2 separate regions of the Homo sapiens genome follow, and region 1 is linked to region 2. A link is an interaction called in ENCODE POLR2A ChIA-PET data of the cell type or tissue named here. Cell type or tissue: Panc1. All regions are shown on one strand. Links, peaks and the distances in the headings refer to the core of each region. The heading gives the core; the rest is flanking DNA. Region 1 overlaps WWTR1 (WW domain containing transcription regulator 1). Region 2 overlaps ANKUB1 (ankyrin repeat and ubiquitin domain containing 1).

Region 1 (10,856 bases), core at 1,826-9,825, 120 kb after region 2:
GGATTACAGGCATGGGCCACCACGCCTGGCTAATTTTGTATTTTTAGTAGAGACGGGGTTTCTCCCTGTTGATCAGGCTGGTCTTGAACTCCCAACCTCAGGTGATCTGCCTGCCTCGGCCTCCCAAAGTGCTGGGATTACAGGTGTGAGCCACCACGCCCGGCCACATTCGTACATTTTAACATAAAATCCAACCATAAGGCTATATTGTAGAAAAGCTTGAAGGAAAGAAGGCAGGAATGGAGAAAGGATCAGCTACCTAAAAGTTGAGCTGTAGCCAAGGGTATGTTTAAAACATCTCTTTTTTACCTAGGCTTTTAAAAAAGTTTAGCTATCTTATCTATCATCTAAGAAAAGTTAACCTTGAGTTATTGATCTTGCATGTCTGCATTTGAAGTATGAAGATGACAGGGGCTGTGCTTTGGGCCTTGGAAAGCTGTGTTCTCAAGCAAAGGTCCAAGAGCTGTAATCCGTATGGTACACAGTGGAAACATTGTTCTTTGTATTTGTCTGTTGCTAACTTTTTAATAAACTATTAAGTAGTTGGTGATTATTAACAGTAGGAGCAGAATGTAGGGTCATTATGGACAATTTGGAGTGTCAACATTAAAGAAATGATTTTAAAGGTTAGATCCCAATTGTTGAGACTTTGCCTGAAACTTTGGCAGGTAAGTAGAGTGAGGGATGGACCAGCACAACCTTTTGTAATTATTAGCCGTAGTGAAGTGAGTCAAGTTTTGCCACAGTGCTTTTTGTTTAACCTAACAATTGGCCGGCCCTAGTTAATTGTTGAAAACCATTAAAGGACTCAAATTTCCCAGTTGCACATGCATTGGAATGTCCAGCTTACCTCATGTGTGTGAATAAAGGGCCAGTGGTGTGGCTAATTAAAGTGCATTGTCCTTTAAGCAAAGCGTCAGTAACAAATTAAGTTTTAAGAGTTCTCGAAAGGCCCTTCTGAGGACTGGTAAACATCTTGGTGGCTGGTACATATCGTATGGAGTCTAGGTGTGAAAGCTGCTGAAAACAAGCATTATAAACTTCCAAGTAAGTGTGGAGGTGTAAACTGATGCCATAGAGTTGCTTCAGCTGAAGCGAAAGATCATATTTACTGACACTTATTACAAATGGGTTTTTAAAACAATGTCTGTTTTGTACAGTGACAGTAAAGTCTGCCAAGAGTAAAACAAAAAGTTATATTGTGGAACAAGATAAAAGGACCCTGCATAATAAATAATATCGAATGCCTTAAAATATGAGGTTTCATTTCCAAAATATAAATATGAGCTCCTAAATGAATGTTTAAATAATTTGGTTTTTCTTTGATTTGCCAGTGACTTGATACGTAAAATAATTTTGGCTCTGAATATGTCCAGATCTAGGCCATCACAATAAAGAATACATCTGTATAGTAAATACAAAATAAAGCAACCACAAATGACATCATGTTTTAGTGATAGCTTAGGAATTGTTTTTTTTATTATGATAGACCAAAAGTAGTTTATTGGCTATAAATAATATATTTATTATCTGCCAGTTTCTAAGAGTAGCATGATATCTCTGATCCAAACTGTATTGATTCTGGTCGGGCTCGGTGGCTCATGCCTGTAATACCAGCACTTTGGGAGGCCGAGGTGGGTGGATTACTTGAGGCCAGGAGTTTGAGACCAGCCTGGCCAACATGGTGAAACCCTGTCTCTACTAAAAATACAAAAATTAGCTGGGTGTGGTGGCACATGCTTGTTATCCCAGCTACTCAGGAGGCTGAGGCAGGAGATTCACTAGAACCAGGGAGGCAGAGGTTGCAGTGAGCCAAGATTGGGGCACTGCATTTCAGCTTTGGGGGCAGAGCGAAACTCTGTTTCAAAAAAACAAAAACAAAACCAATCTATATTGGTTCTAACCTTTATCTATAGACAAAAGCATTGGTTTATGAAAACCATCAGAGATGCAAGCCATAGAAACTTTCAAAAAGTTCTTTAAGATGCAACTGTCTGGATCTGATAAATAGTTTCAATTGTTTTGCTCTTGATCTGGATGGGTTTTGAGCAGAGGAGATTGGGTGAAATTAAAGGTTTCTTAAAATTGTTGACACTGGTAGAGAGGCATTTATCTGAATACAGTGGGGAAGACCAGAGATGTTGCTTAAAGAGATTTTGTAAGAAAAGTAGGCACAATTCTTGTGAAAAGTGGGCTACGTGAATAAGGGCAATCCAAGAAATCATGTTAGTGCCCCTGTGTAGTTGTATGACTTCTGTACTTTTTCTTTCTTTCTTTCTTTCTTTCTTTCTTTTTTTTTTTTTTTTTTTTGAGACGGAGTCTCGCTGTGTAGCCCAGGCTGGAGTGCAGTGGCACAATCTCGGCTCACTGCAAGCTCCACCTCCCAGGTTCACAACGTTCTCTTGCCTCAGCCTCCCAAGTAGCTGGGACTACAAGTGCCCACCACCACGCCTGGGTATTTTTTTGTATTTTTTAGTAGAGATGGGATTTCACCGTGTTAGCCAGGATGGTCTCGATCTCCTGACCTCGTGATCCACCCACCTCGGCCTCCCAAAGTGCTGGGATTACAGGCGTGAGCCACTGCACCCAGCCAACTTCTGTACTTTTTCAAAGGTGAACTTTTGGGGAGGTGATTTCTTGAGAAGTGGGGAAGATAATGGGATAAGTTGTAAAAGTGCCCAGAAATATGAGTTTATAAGAGACCTTGAGAGCTACATACTAATGTAGCTGTCCATTAGTATGAAAGAAGACCAGACATGTTGTCCAAGCTGTCTATAGGAAAATAGAAGAGGTAACTTTAGGTTGTCGTGGCTCACACTTATAATCCCAGAACTTTGGGAGGCTGAGGCAGGAGAATGGCTTGAGGCCAGGAGTTTGAGACCGGCCTGAGCAACAGAGCAAGACCCCATCTCTATAAAAAAGTTTTAAAAATTAACAGAATGTGGTGGTGCACACTGCTATAGTCCCAGCTACTTGGGAGGCTGAGGCAAGGGGGATCACTTCAGCCTATGAATTCAGGGTTGCAGTGAACTATGATTGCACCACCGTACTCTGGCCTGGGCAACAGAAAGAGACCCTGTATATATATATTTTTTTCCAAGATAATTTTAGTCTTAGTCTACTCTGAATAACAAAGAAGAATGATTTATTCATTTAGAGGCATTTTAAGAGCAGTCTTTGTAGACCATTGCTAGATCTTTTTGGAATGGGCTGCCTTGAAAGCAGAGAGAATGTAACCATGTGTCTTTAAGTGGCATTGTTTAGTGGTTCTTCACGGCAGCCCAAAGAGAAAGTATCTGGCATCAGATTTGCTGGATGTGCAGAGATGCCAGTATCTCTCGTTTGAGCTAGCCTCTGCGGTGTTTTTGCTCTCAAACCTGGTGGTAGAGTGACGGCTTTGATTTGCTTCCTGCCTGAAGCCTGCTTTGGATGAATTTAAAAACCTGTTTGTTTCCCCATCGGCCGGCTGAGCCTTACCCATAATTCCTGAACTTTGATTATGGGGGTTATTACAGGACAAGAGCTTCTTTGTAAAAGAGCATGTTTAATACTCTGGGGTCTAGCGTGACTAGCGGATATAAATTGTATGGAAGCAATTAAATGCGAAGGAAATGTCATGTGGGCTGAATTTAAACATAACTTGCGGCATTGATTTTTTTTTTTTAACTTACACTAAGAAGGATGGAGAGAGAAAAAAGAAAGAGAATGGAAACAGGCCAAGCGAGTCAGAGAAGCACACGCAGAGACAAGAGAAAAGGAGTCATTTTTAACATTTGGTTAAAAGTCCAAAGCCCAGAGCTAGCATTATGTGAATTATACTAGTATTATGCCATTGCCCTTTAAATGAACTCTTTAAAAACACAAATGTCAGGGAAGTATACTGTACTTGGGGCTTGTATCTCTTTCCAGTTGCTCCTCTTTATCTTAAGGCATATATGTACATACAGCAGTGATTTTTTTTGGAATATGTTAATAAACAGGCCTGAAGGAAGCTCCGTAAACGATTAAAGTGCTTCTTTCCCTAGTTTTCTCTCCTTTTATGCTCACGGCCACTGCATGCCTCTTTTCTTTTCTTTTCTTTCTTTTTTTGACAAAGTTTCGCTCTTGTTGCCCAGGCTGGAGTGCAATGGTGCAATCTTGGCTTCCTGCAACCTCTGCCTCCTGGGTTCAAGTCATTCTCCTGCCTCAGCCTCCCAAGTAGCTGTGATTACAGGCATACAGCACCACGCCTGGCTAATTTTTTTGTATTTAGTAGAGACGGGGTTTCACCATATTGGTCAGGCTGGTCTTGAACTCCTGACCTCAGGTGATCCACCACCTCAGCCTCCCAAAGTGCTGGGATTACAGGCGTGAGCCACCGTGCCTGGTTGCCACTGCATATGTCATACAGAGTAGCTCATCTTTGCACTTTTGATTAGGAGTAGTGTGTCATTTCTCACTTGCCTAGAATGTCCTACATCCCTATGCTTGGTCTATTAAGACTTAGCCAGCCCCATCTCCTGTCTAATGCCTTATTACACCAACCAACTAGAAGGGATCTCCTCCTACTCCAGATCCCCATAGTAATTTGATCTATTGGGGTAATTTGCCACTTAATCTTTTCTACTGTCCATCAGAGTGTCGTGTAAGGTTTGTTTGTAAATGAATGGGTTTATTTCATTTCTCCAACTTGCCAATTCTTAGAATATGGAACTGGTGTTGTATTGTCCTTCATGCCTAGCACATATTGGTACTAGGGAATATTTATTGAGATTAATGTTAATACTGAATATGGGCCGGGCACGGTGGCTCATGCTGATAATCCCAGCACTTTGGGAGGCCGAGGTGGGTGGATTACCTGAGGTTAGGAGTTCAAGACCAGCCTGGCCAACATGGTGAAACCCCGTCTCTACTAAAAATACAAAAAAAAAATTAGCTGGGCATGGTGGCACACCCCTGTAATCCCAGCTACTGGGGAGGCTGAGGCAGGAGAATTGCTTCAGCCTGGGAGGTAGAGGTTGCAGTGAGTCGAGATCATGCCACTGCACTCCAGCCTGGCCAACAGAGCGAGACTCTGTCTCAAAAAAAAAAAAACATACTCAATATGCTGTTAAAATAATCAAAATGTGACTGGGTGGTCACAGGCAGAAATTGATGCTTTTAGATTAGATGTAATAATATAGCAAGTTTGATGTGAAATTGAGTTTAGAAATAATAGACAACCTTTGATTATTTGCTGTGATAGAGAGTACTTGTCCTTTATTTTTATTCTATATGCTATGAACTCATAGTGACAAGAACCAAATCTTACCTGCCTTGCATAATACTTCTCTCTTTTTTTTTTTTTTTTTTTTTTTTCACTTGAGACAGTCTTGCTCTGTCGCCCAGGCTGGAGTGCAGTGGCATGATCCCAGCTCACTGCAACCTCTGCCCCCTGGGTTCAAGTGATTCTGCCTCAGCCTCCCGAGTAGCTGGGGTTACAGGCACCTGCCACCACACCCAGCTAATTTTTTGTGCATAATACTTCTCTAATGCCTGGCCCAAAGCATGGCATGCATAGTAGGGATTCATTTAACTTTTGCTGAAAGAAATATAAATGATTTTTTTCTTTTAAATTTCTACATTATTTAGATTTTCTGGTGACTCTTTCCTATGCAATAAGCCAATACATATTTATGGAGCACATACTGTGTGCCACATACTGGTACTGTGCTTAGCATAAAGGATACATATAATGTATATTTTACTTTAGAATATATTCTATTCTTTGTATTTAATTCTTAGCCCGACTATAAATTCTAAAAAATCAGTTTTTCAAGCAAAAACAATGAAGATCCAAGAAAGGAAAATTTCCTGGTATTAATTCAATATATTCATCTATTCCCAGATTATTTCCACATTCCACTTGATGGTGGAAATTTACTACCCCCTCCTTGCCTTTCAAATGATCCTAAGATCGTAACCTTTCCCAATGGAGCTGAAGAGGTAGAGTAGGCTGTTTGGGTTTCAAAGGACTTTTCAGGACACAAAGTAAATAGGGGAATTGGAGATATCAACAAAACTAATTAAGTGGATTGACTGTGTCAGTAGTGAGTACAGAGATGTCAGAAAAGCTAGTTGTAGCAAGTATTTAAACACAGCCTCAAGTTCATTTTCAGTGGTGTTGCCATCATCCACAAACTTCAAAGAAAGTTTAGCCAGATTAATCCAGGAAAATTCATTCTCCTGGGAACATCACATTCTAAATTACTTATTCATTGTTAATATCTTCATTTAAAATTTTGACTTGAACTTTTTTATTCTTTACTTGTCCTTTAAGATCACACAGACCCAAGATTTGATAAGGTTATCATCTTTTCAGATCTCAGAAAAGTGGGAAAATGAATTCCCTTTTGACCAGAATAAAGGGAAGAAGAATTTAAAATTATAAACCAGGTTTACTTTACTCATAGATGGTCATATATTCAACATTGCCTTTTTTTTATTTTAAAAAACTGCCCAAGTCATAAATAAATGCATTCTTGCTTTAAGAAATTCAGCTAAAGCAATAGACTTTCTTGACCCTCTATCCCCAATCCTGCTCATCTCCCCAGAAGGAGAGCCCATTTCTCAGTTCAGGGACTGTCCTTCAGACTTATGCATGTAGAAACCAATGATTCAAGTTTTTCTTCTTCTCCTTCTTCCTTCTTCCTCCTTTCTCCTTCCTCCTCCTCCCTCTTCCGCTTCCTCTTCTCCTCCTACTCTTCCTCTTCGTCCTCCTTCCTCTTCTTCTTCTCCTTCTCTTTCTCCTTCTCCTTCTCCTTCTCCTCCTTCTTCTTCTTCTTCTCCTTCTATATATTGTACCTTAACTTCGTTTTTACCCACCACTTTAAAGTATTTTGTTCTATGACAGCAGCTAGAGATCTTAATACGTTACTCCATTTCATGGCTATACACAGTTTATTTACCCGTTTTCCTAGTAATGGGACTGTAATGTTACTTAAACCTCATCTCAAAGACCTAATATAAATTAAATTCTAGCTTCATTTGAATCTTTCATCACTTTGAAGGGAGATTTTTAGTAATTATCAAAAGATATGAGATCAAACAAGTCCAATTACTAAAAATACAATGCATTTGTATGATAATTTAAACTTCTTTTAAATATGGAGACCCAGAGCACTGTATCCCCAGCACTCCTGTGAGCTAGCCAGGAGAAGAGGAACATTGTCACAACCACATGAAGAAGAGGGTAGAGCAGGGCCCCCTTCTGCTGATTTCTGATTATACAGGGCTCTTTGGTCAAGATCACAGAATGTGTTTCTCCCTCCCATGCAAGAAAGGCAGGGATTCCTCCTCTCCTCTTTAGTCTTCCATCCCTGCTCAGAGCTTTTTGGCTAGCATTGTCAATTCAAGGTTTGGCCTCAGAGTCTTTGATTTAAGTTGTGAGGGGACAGACATGGTGAGGATATACCGTGGCCGGGTCTGGAGGGTGAGCTACTGAGAATCAGGGCAGGGAAGAGGCTCAGTGGTTGCTGGTGCTGAGGTAGTGTCTGGAAAGCACATCCGTGTGAAAGGGCGAATGCCAGCTGAGCATGGCCTTGGGTCACTGGCTGCCTTGCAAACAGGAGCTCCACAGGAGAGGTGGACTTGCACAACAGCAGCCTGACAGATCCAGGGTCTTTCACTTGCTTCTTTGGGATCCTCACCAAGCATGTCATTCAACCATTTATTGTGCATGGACCTTGGTAGGGAATAGGCATTGCTCTGTTTTCTGATTTATTTCTCCTTGAAAGCCCATTCTCAAGGGCAGGGAACATGTTTTATTCTTCCCAGAACCTTAGGATAAATAAACGGGAAAAAATGAGTGAAAAAGGAAACTTTGGTGGGAGATAATGAGGCTTTTCCTTACTGCTCTTATCTTTAGAAGCTGGGTCACAGACATCTTAATATGCATTTACGTGTATTTATTTAACAAACGTGTACCTAGCACTTACTTTGTGCCAGGCATTGTTCTCACACTGTTCACATTTAATTATGCCAAGAACTCTGACAGAAACACTATTTTTATCCCCACTTTGCTCAGAAAACTGATGTACAGGGCATTTAAGGAACTTGACCAAAGCCGCACACTAGTAAGGACTTAAACTTGGGCAGTCTGGGCCCAGAGCCACCCTGGCTCTCCTTTTCCCTCTCACCGGTCTTGACATGGTTGGGTCTTCATTATTTTTCCCTTTCTGGACCTCTCATCTTTCCTTCCTCTTTCTCCATTCCTGTTGCCTCCACCCTACTGTGTGATGTGATCATTTATTTGTAGACTGCAGCACACTAGCCTCTGACTTCAGTCCTTTGCACACCACAGCCAGGCTAATCTTCCTTCATGATGGCTCTCATCACCCTTTTCCTGCTACAGAACTCTTCTTGGTGTCCTGTCCTGTCAGGGCTGATCTCCTGCCTGGTTCCTAAACCTCTAGAATCTGACAGTGTGACCCTGCTCATCGAGCCTCACTTCCCTTGCAACCCATTTGCTGCCACCCACAGCTCCTGGCAGTGCTTGTACCCCTTCCCTGGAGCACCCTCACTCACCTCTTCCCTGACCCTCCATCAGTTCATTCTGCCATGGATTTCCTTCTAGGTCTCACCTCCTGCCTGACTACACAGCTCTTAGTGTCCGCTCCACCCCTGAACCCAGTCTACAGGCTGTTGGATTTCATTGTTCCTGGCTTCAAAAAGCCTGATTAGGTTTAAACTCTTTGGGGGTCTACCATTATACCTAGCACTGAGCTGGGTCCCAAAGGACATTGTTGAGTACTGGGATTAGTAGGTAGGACGCTTGCCTAATATTGGACTTTTTACTTGGTTTCCTCACCCTTAAATGAAGAACTTAAAGGAGATAATGGCCAAGTTTCCTTTTAATTTGCTTAACCAATTACACTTGCATATATATTTTATTTTTTAGAGACAAGTTCTCACTTGTCACCCAGAGTGTAATGCATTGGCACAATCATAGCTCACTATAACCTCAAACTCGTGGGCTCAAGAGATCCTCCCACCTCAGCCTCCTAAGTAGCTAGGACTACAGGTGTGCGTCACCATGCCTGGCTGGCTTATTTTATTTTTGTAGCGATGGGGTCTTCCTATGTTGCCCAGGCTGTCCTTGAACTCTTGGCCTCAAGCCATGGTCCCACCTCAGCCTCCCAAAGTGCTGGGATTACAGACGTGAGCCACTGTGCCTGGCCATACTTATTTTTTAACAGCTTCATTGATATATAATTTACACAGCACATAATTCACTCATTTTAAGTGTGTAATTCAATAGTTTTTAATAGATTCAGGTATGTACAACCATCATCACAGTCAGGTTTAGAACATTTTCATCACCAAAAAGAGAAGCCCCAACTAACTAGATAGCTATTAGCCATGCCCCTCTCCTCCACATTCTCATCTTCACCAGTCTTAAGAAATTACTAATCCACTTTATGTCTCTGTAGCTTTGTTTATTCTGGAAATTGTATGTAAATTGAATCATATGATATGTAGTCTTTTATGAGTGGCTTATTGCACTTGGCATAATGTTTTCAAGGCTCCTCTATGTTGTAGCATACATCAGAACTTCATCCTTTTTATGGCTTAATAGTATTGCATTGTATGGATATACCACATTTTGTTTATCCATTCATTTGTTGGTGGACTTTTGGGTTGTCTCCACCTTTTTGAAAATTACATCCATTTTTGAGTGGAAAATGATCTTCCTTTAGTGGCTTCTACAGTTGCCAACAGCAGTTTCCCTCTACTGCTTTAAAGGTAGGGATCTGGGCTTAATGGCTTTGTTTGCGTTGTGTGGATGGACAGGTTGGATGCTTGGTCATCAATGTCAGAGAGCAGTCATAGAGAGTACTCATGAGCTTTGTAATCAGACGTACTGGTTTGAATCATGGATCTGCCACATAATGAGCTTACATAACTTCAGGAAGCACGTTTCCTCGTTGGTAAAGTGGGAACTACCTTGCCTGTTTCCTTAGAGTCAGAGCTATGCTAGAAACTACGTGGCCTTGGGGCAACTCAACCAATGCAGAGGGACCTCAAGGCTATAAAAATAAATAAGTAAATAAATTTTAAAAAGTAAAAATTATTTTTTAAAAAGTACTCTCACGCCCGTAATCCCAGTACTTTGCGAGGCTGAATCCAGGCAGATCGCTTGAACCCAGGAGTTTGAGACCAACCTGGGCAACATAGTGAGACTCTGTCTCTACAAAACATGCAAAAAATTAGCTGTGGATAGTGGTGGGCGCCTGTAGTCCCAGCTACTCAGGGGAGCTAAGGTGGGAGGATCACTTGAGCCTGGGAAGTTGAGGCTGCAGTGAGCCGCTGTACTCCAGCTTGGGTGACAGAGTGAGATCCTGTCTCTAAATGAATAAATAAATAAAGTGCTTAAAGTTCTCAATTTTATTAAGGTATCATGCCTCACAGCTCTTCCCTACCAAGCATGGAGCCCAGGATCACCACCCTAGTTGCAGTACCCAGAGTGGACCTACTTAATTTTGTTGGGATAATTCATGTCTCCCTTCGTGTGTGTTAATGGCCTCTCTTGATCTTGGATCTGGATTTGTGCTCCAGTCACTACCCCATCAGGTCATTTGACAAGAATGGCTATAGGGAGTGAAATGTTTTTCCCTCTCTGAGAAGATACAGCGGGAGTGTAATTTCATTCTTTGTGGGATAGGCAAGGAGGATGCATTGCTGTTTTTTGGTAAGCTTTACCTGAAAGTAGTTATGCCAGAGGGTAGGTGGTGATTCTGAGCTTGCTTATGGTTATTGAATATCCATTGGCACTTATATTTGGGGTTTGTACGTGAAGACTGAAAATGCCTTTTTTAGTAACTGGCTGAAGGAGAGAT
Region 2 (10,856 bases), core at 938-8,937:
CTGTATTGGACAGGGTGCTAGAATTGACATTAATATTTACAGTGAGTTAAAAGGTAATCCTTAGCACATCTAAAGAGATAAGAAAGTGTATCGGAATTAGATGTTTAAGGTACACAACTCTCTGATTAGAGCTCAGATCCCATCCATTACTTATGAGGTATTATTTGATGCAAATTTTACAGTTAGAAATATAGATTTACAAGCGACTTTTCCCTTTACTCAATATAATGAGAAGTAAAGAAAAAACAAGGCTAGATTGTTCTACTTGCTTTTCTGTACTGGTCTTTAGCTCAGCTCAACTTTATTTCAGTTAGGTTGTTGCCACCTTGTGGTGAGAGTAATTTGGGCTGTAAAACTCAAAATTCAATATCCAACAGAGTGAGGTTGACAATAGAGGAAGACACTTAATAGCTTAATAGTCTCAATCTTTGTAATTTGTGAGATATCTCTGACTAGAATGTATAAAAAGAGATCACCAAAAATTCTAGAAATATACTAGGAAAATTATTAATTGAAAAAACTACATAGTCCCTCTTAAAATAAGGCTGTAAACAAGAAAGGAAATATTGATTTGTTTTATCAACAGATACATGCTAAAAATGAGTTTATTTTTCAAACATTCAGTAAGTGTTTACTATAGCCCAGTGCTGTGCCCAGCAGAATGGAAATGTGCATGAAAAAGCATCTGTTTTTAAGGTGTGTGTGTGTGTGTGTGTGCATGTGTGTGTGTGTGGTTTTAGATAAGAAAAGCTGACAGTGTCTGTTGTTGTATACAGTGCTTTCTTGGGGAGGAAATGAGTTATGAAATATATAGTAAAATCCATAAGGACCACTAATCTCACATATATGGCTTGTTGAATTTTTATGTTTTCATACAAGCACTACTCAGATCAGATGCAAACTATTTCCAGCACCCCCCAAAATTTCCTTCATGCCCCTTGCCAGTCATGATCCTTCCCGGATGTAACTATTATTCTCATCTCTATCACCGAAGATTACTTTAGCCTGTTCTTGAACTTCATATAAAGGGCACATATGGCATATACCTTTGATATTTTGCTTTTTTTGTTCAACACATTGCCTATAAGATTCATCAGTGTTTTTGCATGTATTGATTGTTCTTATTTCTATGTAGCATTCCATTTGTATGCAGTATTCCATATCCTAATTTATTTATCTATTTTCCTACTGATGGACATTTAAATTGTTTCTAATTTAGGGGCTACTTTGAATAAAAATGCATGATTGTTCTTGCATATGAGTTTTGGTGGACATCTGCGTTCACTTCTCTTGACTCTATACCAAGGAATAGAATTGCCGGGTCATAGGATAAATTTATGTTTAGCTTTAGTAAACATTTCAAAACACTTTTTAAAAGAGACTACCAGTGTGCTTTTTTTTTTGTAGCTACATTTCATAAGGATTGGAATTATTAATGAGTGGCAATTTCAAGGTCAAGAAAGAAATTTCTAGAGAAAACATTTTGTTAAAGTGTTATTCTGTGAAGGAAAGAGAGAGAGGAAAGAAGGAAAGAAAATAAGGAAGGAAGGAAAGAGAGAAAGAGAGGAAGAAAGAAGGAAGGAAGGAAAGAAAAAGAAAGAAAGAAGGAAGGAAAGAAAGAAAGAGAGAGGAAGGGAGGAAGGGAGGAGAGGAGGGAGGGAGGGAGGAAGGAAGGGAGGGAGGGAGGGAGGGAGGGAAGGAAGGAAGGGAAAGGAAGGAAGGGATTAATGCAGAAGGGAGACCCATAGGGGGAGTGGTGGTCAGTCTGACCGCACATTTACTCTGGCAGTGTTACTCCTAGCAAATCCTCTTTCCATTTCTCTTTTCTCAATATTTTTCTCTTTCCTGTATTCACACCCTCCACTTCCCATCCATTTCTGCCCCCTTTCCACTGAATCTTTCCCAGGATCTGTTCCACCTTCCTTTGTTGGTGGGCTGTGGAAGGGAAGGAGAGATCTACAATCTCATGACCCTGCAGTCTTCTTGATCGAGTTCAAGTTCCCCATAGAAGTCACAAAAGCACTTACATCTACCTGAAGTAGACAGTCAAGGCAGGCAGTCAGGTGGTCTGAGCACCCCTCTAAATGACCAGTGCAGCTCTTGTACCACAAAGACACAAACATGAGGAATGGATGGACGCTATCTTGATGGCTACATGCACCATCACCAAGCTAGTGTCATAGCCAGGAAATGGGGAAGAACCTAATGTAATCCTTCATGATGCTGACCCAGGGATCAGGTGGGTAAAGTGACCATCAGATGTTCCTGTTTTACAGAAAGGGGAGTCTCCCAAAGCAGACAAGTCATCTGGCATCATGTGAAAGTACTTGTTGGACCACATGTCATTCAGGAACTCCTACCTTTAGATTCATAAAACTAAACCTCTCAGGGTTGACTCCAAGATGGCATTATGCAGTTAACACAGATCAAGCGCTAATGTGGGTTTGGGTTGGTGAGTAAATGTGGCTGGTGTAGACAGTCACTGAGGCCAGAAGGTCACATAGAGTCTCATTCCTCAGCCTAGACGTCAGTAGGCTTTACACAGGTCAAAGAATATCTGTAAGGTGTGTCTAGAAAATAGCTTTCCTTATTGCTCATTGTCCAATTCCAGAGAGGTTTATGTGACCTGGGAGTCCAGTTAAGTAAAGATTCAAATGTAAGGGATTGATCCAGAAGGCTGAGAGTTTGAGTGGACTGAGAATAGATGATAATCTCAAATGTTATGAGCTTTGCTGGGCTCTTGTACTCTGGATACAAGTACAGCTCTTTGTTTTTATTCTTTATTTAAAAAGGCATATCTTGTATGTTTTAATCACCTTTTGTATCTCCAGCACATAGAATAGTGCTTGCCATAGAGTAAGTGCTCAATACGCATCTTTTTCTTAAGGTAAACAGTTTTTGAATGAATGCAGAAAAGCCAGGTTTCAAATGCCAGGGAGAGAATCAGGATAGGCTCTGAGCCTAGGAAGAGCAAGGATATGCATCAGAACAGGAGAGGACTTCAAACTAAGTCTGGTGGGATACAGGGAAAGGCTGAAAGTGCCTGAATGATTTCTTTAAGACTTAACACCTAATTTTATGGGCTGCATGGATGGGTTAACTCAGTTTAGAGGGCACAGAAAGACACAGCCATTGAGGTAAAGCAAGAAGTTAATCTAGAACAAAGAAGTTGAATCAGGCAGACATAGACCTGGTTCAAATGTTGGAAACACTATGGTACTTTTATACAGGGTTACTCCTAATAGATTGAGTGAAAGCCTTTTAGAAATACCAGACTTTGCCAGACAACATGGGCAGAGGTGAGGTAAAGGATCCAGGCAGAGCTAGTAACATGGTCAAAGGCACTTTTGTGAAAGAGCAAGCAAGAAATTGAATTTTCAGGAAGGTACGTGGATTTGCAAAAGTCATCCTAGGCAATAAGGAAGAACTGGCTGGAGATAAGACTGGCAAAGTAGACTGCATCTACACTAAGAAGCATCTTGTGTGACCAAGTGAAGAGTTTGCTTCTTATTCCCCCTTCCATGGGGTAGGAGGTAGGTGGGAAGCTCATAGAAGTTCTTTTTCATGAAGTAAGTTCCATAATCAGTTTTTGTTTGTTTTTGAAGACAAATCTGATAGAGATGTATGGAAGACTCGTTGGAAAGATGTGGAAAGACTATAGTAAAGGTAGGAAGCTGCAAAAAGAGAAATAAGAGAAAATAAAGACCTGGACTAGAACAACAGTAGTTAGGGAAAAGAGAAAAGGCCAAATACAAGAGATATTTCTGGGGAATAATCCACAAAATTTGGTCACTGACTGGGTGTGGAAATAGAGAAAGAAGGAATTTAGTTTCGTTTCTAGCTTTGGAGATGGTGAGGATAGCAAAATCGAAGTGTTAGAACAAGGAAACAGAAGTGGGACAAGTTTAGGAAGAAGATAAAGATATGTTAAATTAGAAGTGTCTATGGGATGAATATTTTTATTTGTTAATTGGAGATATGCCACTTTTGAGAAAGGTCAAGGAGTCATGGATAAAAGAATTTAAACAGTGAGTAAATGAGGACTCCTAGGATGAGGGTGTAGAAAGAGAGGAGGACCAAAGATAGAATCTTGGAGGACCCCAACATTTAAGGTGATGTAAAACACCTCTGTATTAAATCACATTTGCATCCTACAAAGAGTAATCGTATTCAAATTTGCAAGTCTTTATTAGTATATAGCCAGAGAATAACTATCATAAAACATTAAGTTCCTTTGCATTTTAGTTAAAGACTATCAAAATACCTAATATCTTTTCAATTAAAAAATCCTCATGTGTGTTCGTAGGGGTAGAAAGTGGAGAAAAGAGGAGGCCAGGGAATATGTGATGTATAGGAATATCTAGAGAGGAGAGAGAAAAAGTTTCAACCCAGAGAATTCTACATGATATTGAGTGGCTTTCTGTTTCTAGTTGTGGATTCTAAGTTTTTAGTATTGCCTTGAGAAAATATCATTCCCACTGCATCACAGGGAACTTGTTTTAGAAAGATTACTGTTTCTATTTCACATCTACCTATGTGACAAGACAAACTAGCCCTAGCTACAAAATCAACCTGAAGATTTCCATCCTTTTTCAGCTATGTATGCAGACAAGATCAGACCTCCTTACAAATTATATCTTGTTTTCTTGCAGTGCCTTTAAAGAGAAACGATGGCTTCAGCAGTTAGAAATAGCAAGAGTCCTGGCCAAAAAGAGCATTTCTAACTTGACTACCCGAGGAGGTCTGACAGCGTGTGAAAACTCTCTAGAAACTGTGCTTTGAAAAGTCATGACAACTTCAGTTTGGACAAAGACCTGATCAAACAGAATGTCCAGTTCTAATGTTAACATTTCTAATAACAGTTCTAATGTTATCATCTCTAGTAACAGTTATAATGCCACATAACTTTTAATAGGATATTTAACACCATGTTTTCTCAGACTTCATCACACTAAGTGAAACTTTAGTGCTATTTTTGCATAAAGAATATGAGGAAGAATTCAGAAGAAACTTAGAATAGTAGTTGTCCACAGGGTAGGGGAGCTGAGACAATGGAAAACAAGGAAGTGGGAATTTTTACAGTTCCTTTGTTTGTTTTTCTTTTTTTTTCCTAAAAAAATGTGTTTTGGTTTTTTAAGCCATATGAATGTAGAACATATTTAAAAATAAATAAAATTTTTAAATTATATTTAAGGAAAGTTCTTAAGAAAGTTAACAAATACCATCCAGGTCTAAAGCTGATCTCAGACATCTTTTGAACTGCTAAAACATTGTTTCCAATTAATTTTTTAAATTGAGTTAAAATTTACATGCAGTGAATTGCATGAATCTTAAATGTAAGATTCAATGGGTTTGAAAAATATCCCAGTCAAAACATAGAACATTTTTGTTACCCCAGGAAGTTGCTTCAAGCTCCTAAGTCAATCCCAACTTCTTTAGGTAACTGCTATTCTGATTTCTAGCTCCGTAGATGAGATTTTCAAATCACTGGTATCATGCAGTTGTTCACTTTTGTGTCTGGGTTATTTTGCTCAACCTAATGTTTTAAGAATCATTTGCATTACTGCACATATCAGTAGTACATTCCTTTTTTTCTTTTTTTCTTTTTTTTTTTTTTTTTTTTTGAGACAGAGTGTTACTCTGTCATCCAGGCTGGAGTGCAGCAACACGATCTCAGCTCACTGTAACCTCCACCTCCCAGGTTTAAGCAATTCTCTGGCCTCAGCCTCCTGAGTAGGTGGGATTACAAGGGTGTGTCCCCACACCCTGAGTAGCTGGGATTACAAGCATATGTCACCACACCCAACTAATTTTTGTATTTTTAGTAGAGACAGGGTTTCACCATGTTGGCCAGGCTGGTCTCGAACTCCTGACCTCAACTGATCCACCTCCCTTGGCCTCCCAAAGTGCTGGAATTACAGGCATGAGCCACCATACCCAGCCATACATTCCTTTTTATTACTAAATAGTATTCGATTATATGGTTGCACCATAATGCATGGTGTATGGACTGTATGGATGTTTGGGTTGCCTCCAGTTTTGACATATTATGAAAAAAGCTCTATGAACATTATTGTAAAAAGTATTTTTCTGGACATGCTTTCATTTCTTTTGGGTAAGTATCTAGGAGTAGAATTGTTGGATAATAGGGTGAATGTACATTTAACATTATGAGAAACTACCTAAGAGTTCTCCAAAGTGGCTTTATGATTTTTAACACTTTGACTAGCAATGTACAAGAGTTCTGGTGGCTTCACACACTTGGTGTCATCAGTGTTTTTTACCTTTAAGTCATTCTAGGGGGTTTGAAATGGCCTATCATTGTGGTTTAATTTGCATTTTCCTGATGACTATAATGCTGGATGCCTTTTCATGTGTTTATTGGCCATTTGTGTATCTTTTGTGAAGTATCAATGCAAATTTCTGCCTATTTAAAAAATTGGGTTATCTTTTAATTATTGGCTTGTTGGAGTTTTTGTATTTATGATACAAGTTCTTCATCAGATATATATAGATATAGATATATGGTGCATATTTTTCCCAGTCTGTGGGATCACCTTTTCATTTTATTAATAATGTTTTTTGACAAACAAAAATGTTTTAACTTTGATGAAGTAGAAGTTATCATTTTTTTCTTTTATGGTTCATGCTTTTTATTTCCTCTGTAAGAACTCTGCCTGGCCTGATGTGGTAGCTTATGCCTGTAATCCCAGCACTTTGGAAGCCTGAGGTGAGCGGATCACTTGAGGTCGGGAGTTTGATACCAGCCTGCCAACATGATGAAAACCTGTCTCTACTAAAAATACAAAAATTAGCCAGGCATGGTGGCGCATGCCTGTAATCCCAGCTTCTCAGGAGGCTGAGGCAGGAGAACCGCTTGGAACCAGGAGGCAGAGGTTGCAGTGACCCAAGATAGTGCCCCTACACTCCAGCCTGGGCAACAGAGTGAGACTCTTATCTTAAAAAAAAGAACTCTGCCTACTCAAATGTAATGAAGATATTCTCTTATATTTTCTTCTAGAAGTTCAATAATTTTATGTTAGGTTTATAATCTATCTCAAATTTGTGTGAATGATGTGTGGTAAGGGTTGGGATTAATTTTTGAAAAGACTTTCCTTTTCCTCACTGAATTACCTTAGCATCTCTGCTGAAAATCTCTGCTGAATCTCTGCTTAGCATCTCTGCTGAAAATCAATTGGCAATATAGGTACAGATCTATTTCCAGACTTTCTATTTTGTTCCATTGATTTATTTACTTGTCCTTATACTAATACTACACTGTCTTAATTACTATGTCTTAATTAGCCTTGAAATCAGGTAATATGTATCCTCCAACTTTGTTATTGTTTTTCAAGTTTGTTTTGGCTATTTTTAGTCCTTTGCATTTCCATATAAAATTTAAAATAAACTTGTCATTCTCTATTTTAAAAGCCTGTTGGGTTAGCCCAAGACTTGAGCCAATTCTCATACCTGGACACTCTTGTCCTTCAGTACATGGATGATTTACTTTTAGCCACCCATTCAGAAACCTTGTGCCATCAAGCCACCCAAGCACTCTTAAATTTCCTCGCTACCTGTGGCTACAAGATTTCCAAACCAAAGGCTCAGCTCTGCTCACAGCAGGTTAAATACTTAGGGCTAAAATTATCCAAAGGTACCAGGGCCCTCAGTGAGGAACATATCCAGCCTATACTGGCTTATCCTCATCCCAAAACCCTAAAGCAACTAAGAGGGTTCCTTGGCATAACAGGTTTCTGCCGAATATGGATTCCCAGGTATGGCGAAATAGCCAGACCGTTATATACACTAATTAAGGAAACTCAGAAAGCCAATACCCGTTTGGTAAGATGGACACCTGAAGCAGAAGTGGCTTTCCAGGCACTAAAGAAGGCCCTAACCCAATCCCCAATGTTAAGCTTGCCAACGGGGCAAGACTTTTCTTTATATGTCACAGAAAAAACAGGAATAGCTCTAGGAGTCCTTACACAGGTACGAGGGACAAGCCTGCAACCTGTGGCATACCTGAGTAAGGAAATTGATGCACTGGCAAAGGGTTGGCCTCATTGTTTACTGGTAGTGGTGGCAGTAGCAGTCTTAGCATCTGAAGCAGTTAAAATAATACAGGGAAGAGATCTTACTGTGTGGACATCTCATGATGTGAACAGCATACTCACTGCTAAAGGAGACTTGTGGCTGTCAGACAACTGTTTGCTTAAATATCGGGCTCTATTACTTGAAAGGCCAGTGCTGCGACTGCACACTTGTGCAACTCTTAACCCAGCCACATTTCTTCCAGACAATGAAGAAAAGATAGAATATAACTGTCAACAAGTAATTGCTCAAACCTATGCCGCTCAAGGGGACCTTTTAGAGGTTCCCTTGGCAGATCCCGACCTCAACTTGTATACTGATGGAAGTTCCTTTGTAGAAAAAGGACTTTGAAAAGTGGGGTATGCAGTGGTCAGTGATAATGGAATACTTGAAAGTAATCCCCTCACTCCGGGAACTAGTGCTCAGCTGGCAGAACTAATAGCCCTCACTCGGGCACTAGAATTAGGAGAAGAAAAAAGGGTAAATATATATACAGACACTTAAGACTAGGGGCTTGCCTAGTCCTCCATGCCCATGCAGCAATATGGAGAGAAAGGGAATTCCTAACTTCTGAGGCAACACCTATCAAACATCAGGAAGCCATTAAGAGATTATCATTGGCTGTACAGAAACCTAAAGAGGTGACAGTCTTACACTGCCAGGGTCATCAGAAAGAAAAGGAAAGGGAAACAGAATGGAACCACCAAGCGGATATTGAAGCCAAAAGAGCTGCAAGGCAGGACCCTCCATTAAAAATGCTTATAGAAGGACCCCTAGTATGGGGTAATACCCTCCAGGAAACCAAGCCCCAGTACTCAGCAGGAGAAATAGAATGGGGAACCTCAAGAGCACATAGTTTCCTCCCCTCAGGATGGCTAGCCACCGAAGAAGGGAAAATACTTTAGCCTGCAGCTAGCCAACGGAAATTACTTAAAACCCTTCACCAAACCTTTCACTTAGGCATTGATAGCACCCATCAGATGGCCAAATCATTATTTATGGGACCAGGCCTTTTCAAAACTATCAAGCAGATAGTCAGGGCCTGTGAAGTGTGCCAAAGAAATAATCCCGTGCACTGCAGTCCACACATTTCAATCCCTGTATCTTTAACCTCCTTGTTAAGTTTGTCTCTTCCAGAATTGAAGCTGTAAAGCTACAAATAGTTCTTCAAATGGAGCCCCAGATGCAGTCCATGACTAAAATCTACCGCAGACCCCTGGACTGGCCTGCTAGCCTGTGCTCCAATGTTAATGACATCAAAGGCAACCCTCCCAAGGAAATCTCAACTGCACAACCCCTACTATGCCCCAATTCAGCAGGAAGCAGTTAGAGCGGTCGTTGGCCAACCTCCCCAACAGCACTTGAGTTTTCCTGTTGAGAGGGGGGACTAAGAGACAGGACTAGCTGGATTTCCTAGGCCAACTACGAATCCCTAAGCCTAGCTGGGAAGGTGACCACTTCCACCTTTAAACACGGGGCTTGCAACTTAGCTCACACCTGACCAGTCAGATAGTAAAGAGAGCTCACTAAAATACTAATTAGGCAAAAACAGGAGGTAAAGAAATAGCCAATCATCTATTGCCTAAGAGCACAACGGGAGGGACAATGATCAGGATATAAACCCAGACATTCGAGCTGGCAATGGCTACCCTCTTTGGGTCCCCTCCCTTTGTATGGGAGCTCTGTTTTCACTCTACTAAATCTTGCAACTGCTAAAAAAAAAAACAAAAAACAAAAAACAAAAACAAAAAAAAACCCTGTTGGGATTCTTCTGATAGGGCACAACTGACATTTTAATAATATTAAATCTTATAATCCATGACGTATATTTCTGTATCGGTGGTATACATTTCCATTTATTCAAGTCTTAATTCCTCTCAGCAAAGTTTTGTAAATTTTAGTGTATAGGTCTTGCAAATCGTCTGTTAAAGTTTTTTTCTAAATATTTTATATTTTAGAGGCAATTTACTAAGATGATTATAAGATAGATTTTGGTAAAATAGTCAGAGGCGCCTAAAATCTAAGGCTCATTCTAAAAAATGCCTTTGAGTTCCCAATTAGATATTGCTGGGTTGGGGCACAAAGGTTAATACAAACACACACACATGCACGTGCAGACACTCACACACGCATTCACACACATAGATGATTCTACAGGGATGTTGTAAGGCAGCATGTGTATAGGTATTAGTTCACTATAGAGAAAACAAGAGATGATAGTGACTGGCAGGAGGCACAGCAGAAATTCTGGGGTGTTGTAACATTCTATTTCTTGTTCTGGAGTAATAGGTGTGTTTAATTTGAGAAGATTCAACAATGAGTATTTAAAAAATCTGTACCCTTTTCTGTTTGCATTTATAATACATTTTTTTAATGAATTAAAATAATTTTTTAAAATGTCAGGAGCTAATTCATGCATTTGGTGCCAGCTTTAGAGTCATGAGAAGGTGGCTGGTGTGAGTGAGGCTTGTCACCACGTTATTGTCCTCTTGACAGTATAGTGAATTGAGCTGTAATTCCTTGCAGGGGGTGATAATATTTTATGTGTCATTGAAACACAGCTAAGGAAATATCCTGTGCAAGGATTCTGGGCTAGAATACCTAAGAAGGAGAAAATAAATGGGAAAATATAAGAGAAAAGAAAGACGTATGAGCTGGAGGGGGATAGAAAGATGCAGAGAGAATGTGAGGGGATGATTGATATGAAGCCTTGTTCTCTACCAGCATCAATTGAAAAAAATACTGAGTATTTATTATTTGTTCAC

What was found. ChIA-PET counts read pairs that join two places held together with the same protein. Peaks named below come from ENCODE experiments on the same cell type or tissue, not always from the same donor. Only the 100,000 strongest peaks of a DNase experiment are listed, where the experiment ranks them.
Region 1: POLR2A ChIA-PET joins it to region 2 with 16 read pairs; 2 of 35 experiments call an interaction of 5 or more read pairs at or near these places.

What each region holds. Positions count from the first base shown.
Region 1 is chr3:149,631,448-149,642,303 of GRCh38, reverse strand. All of the region lies in intron 2 of WWTR1 (WW domain containing transcription regulator 1), which reads left to right. Among named protein-coding and RNA genes, the nearest start is that of WWTR1-IT1, 15 kb to the left of the region's middle. In Panc1, for the core only: no CTCF peak of the experiment used is centred there; no DNase peak of the experiment used is centred there; H3K4me3 peaks cover 1,052 bases; H3K27ac peaks cover 5,559 bases.
Region 2 is chr3:149,755,410-149,766,265 of GRCh38, reverse strand. ANKUB1 (ankyrin repeat and ubiquitin domain containing 1) reads left to right here. Exons shown (of 6, transcript NM_001144960.3): 6 at 4,653-5,166. The coding sequence ends at 4,782. Among named protein-coding and RNA genes, the nearest start is that of COMMD2, 8.3 kb to the right of the region's middle. In Panc1, for the core only: no CTCF peak of the experiment used is centred there; no DNase peak of the experiment used is centred there; H3K27me3 peaks cover 298 bases.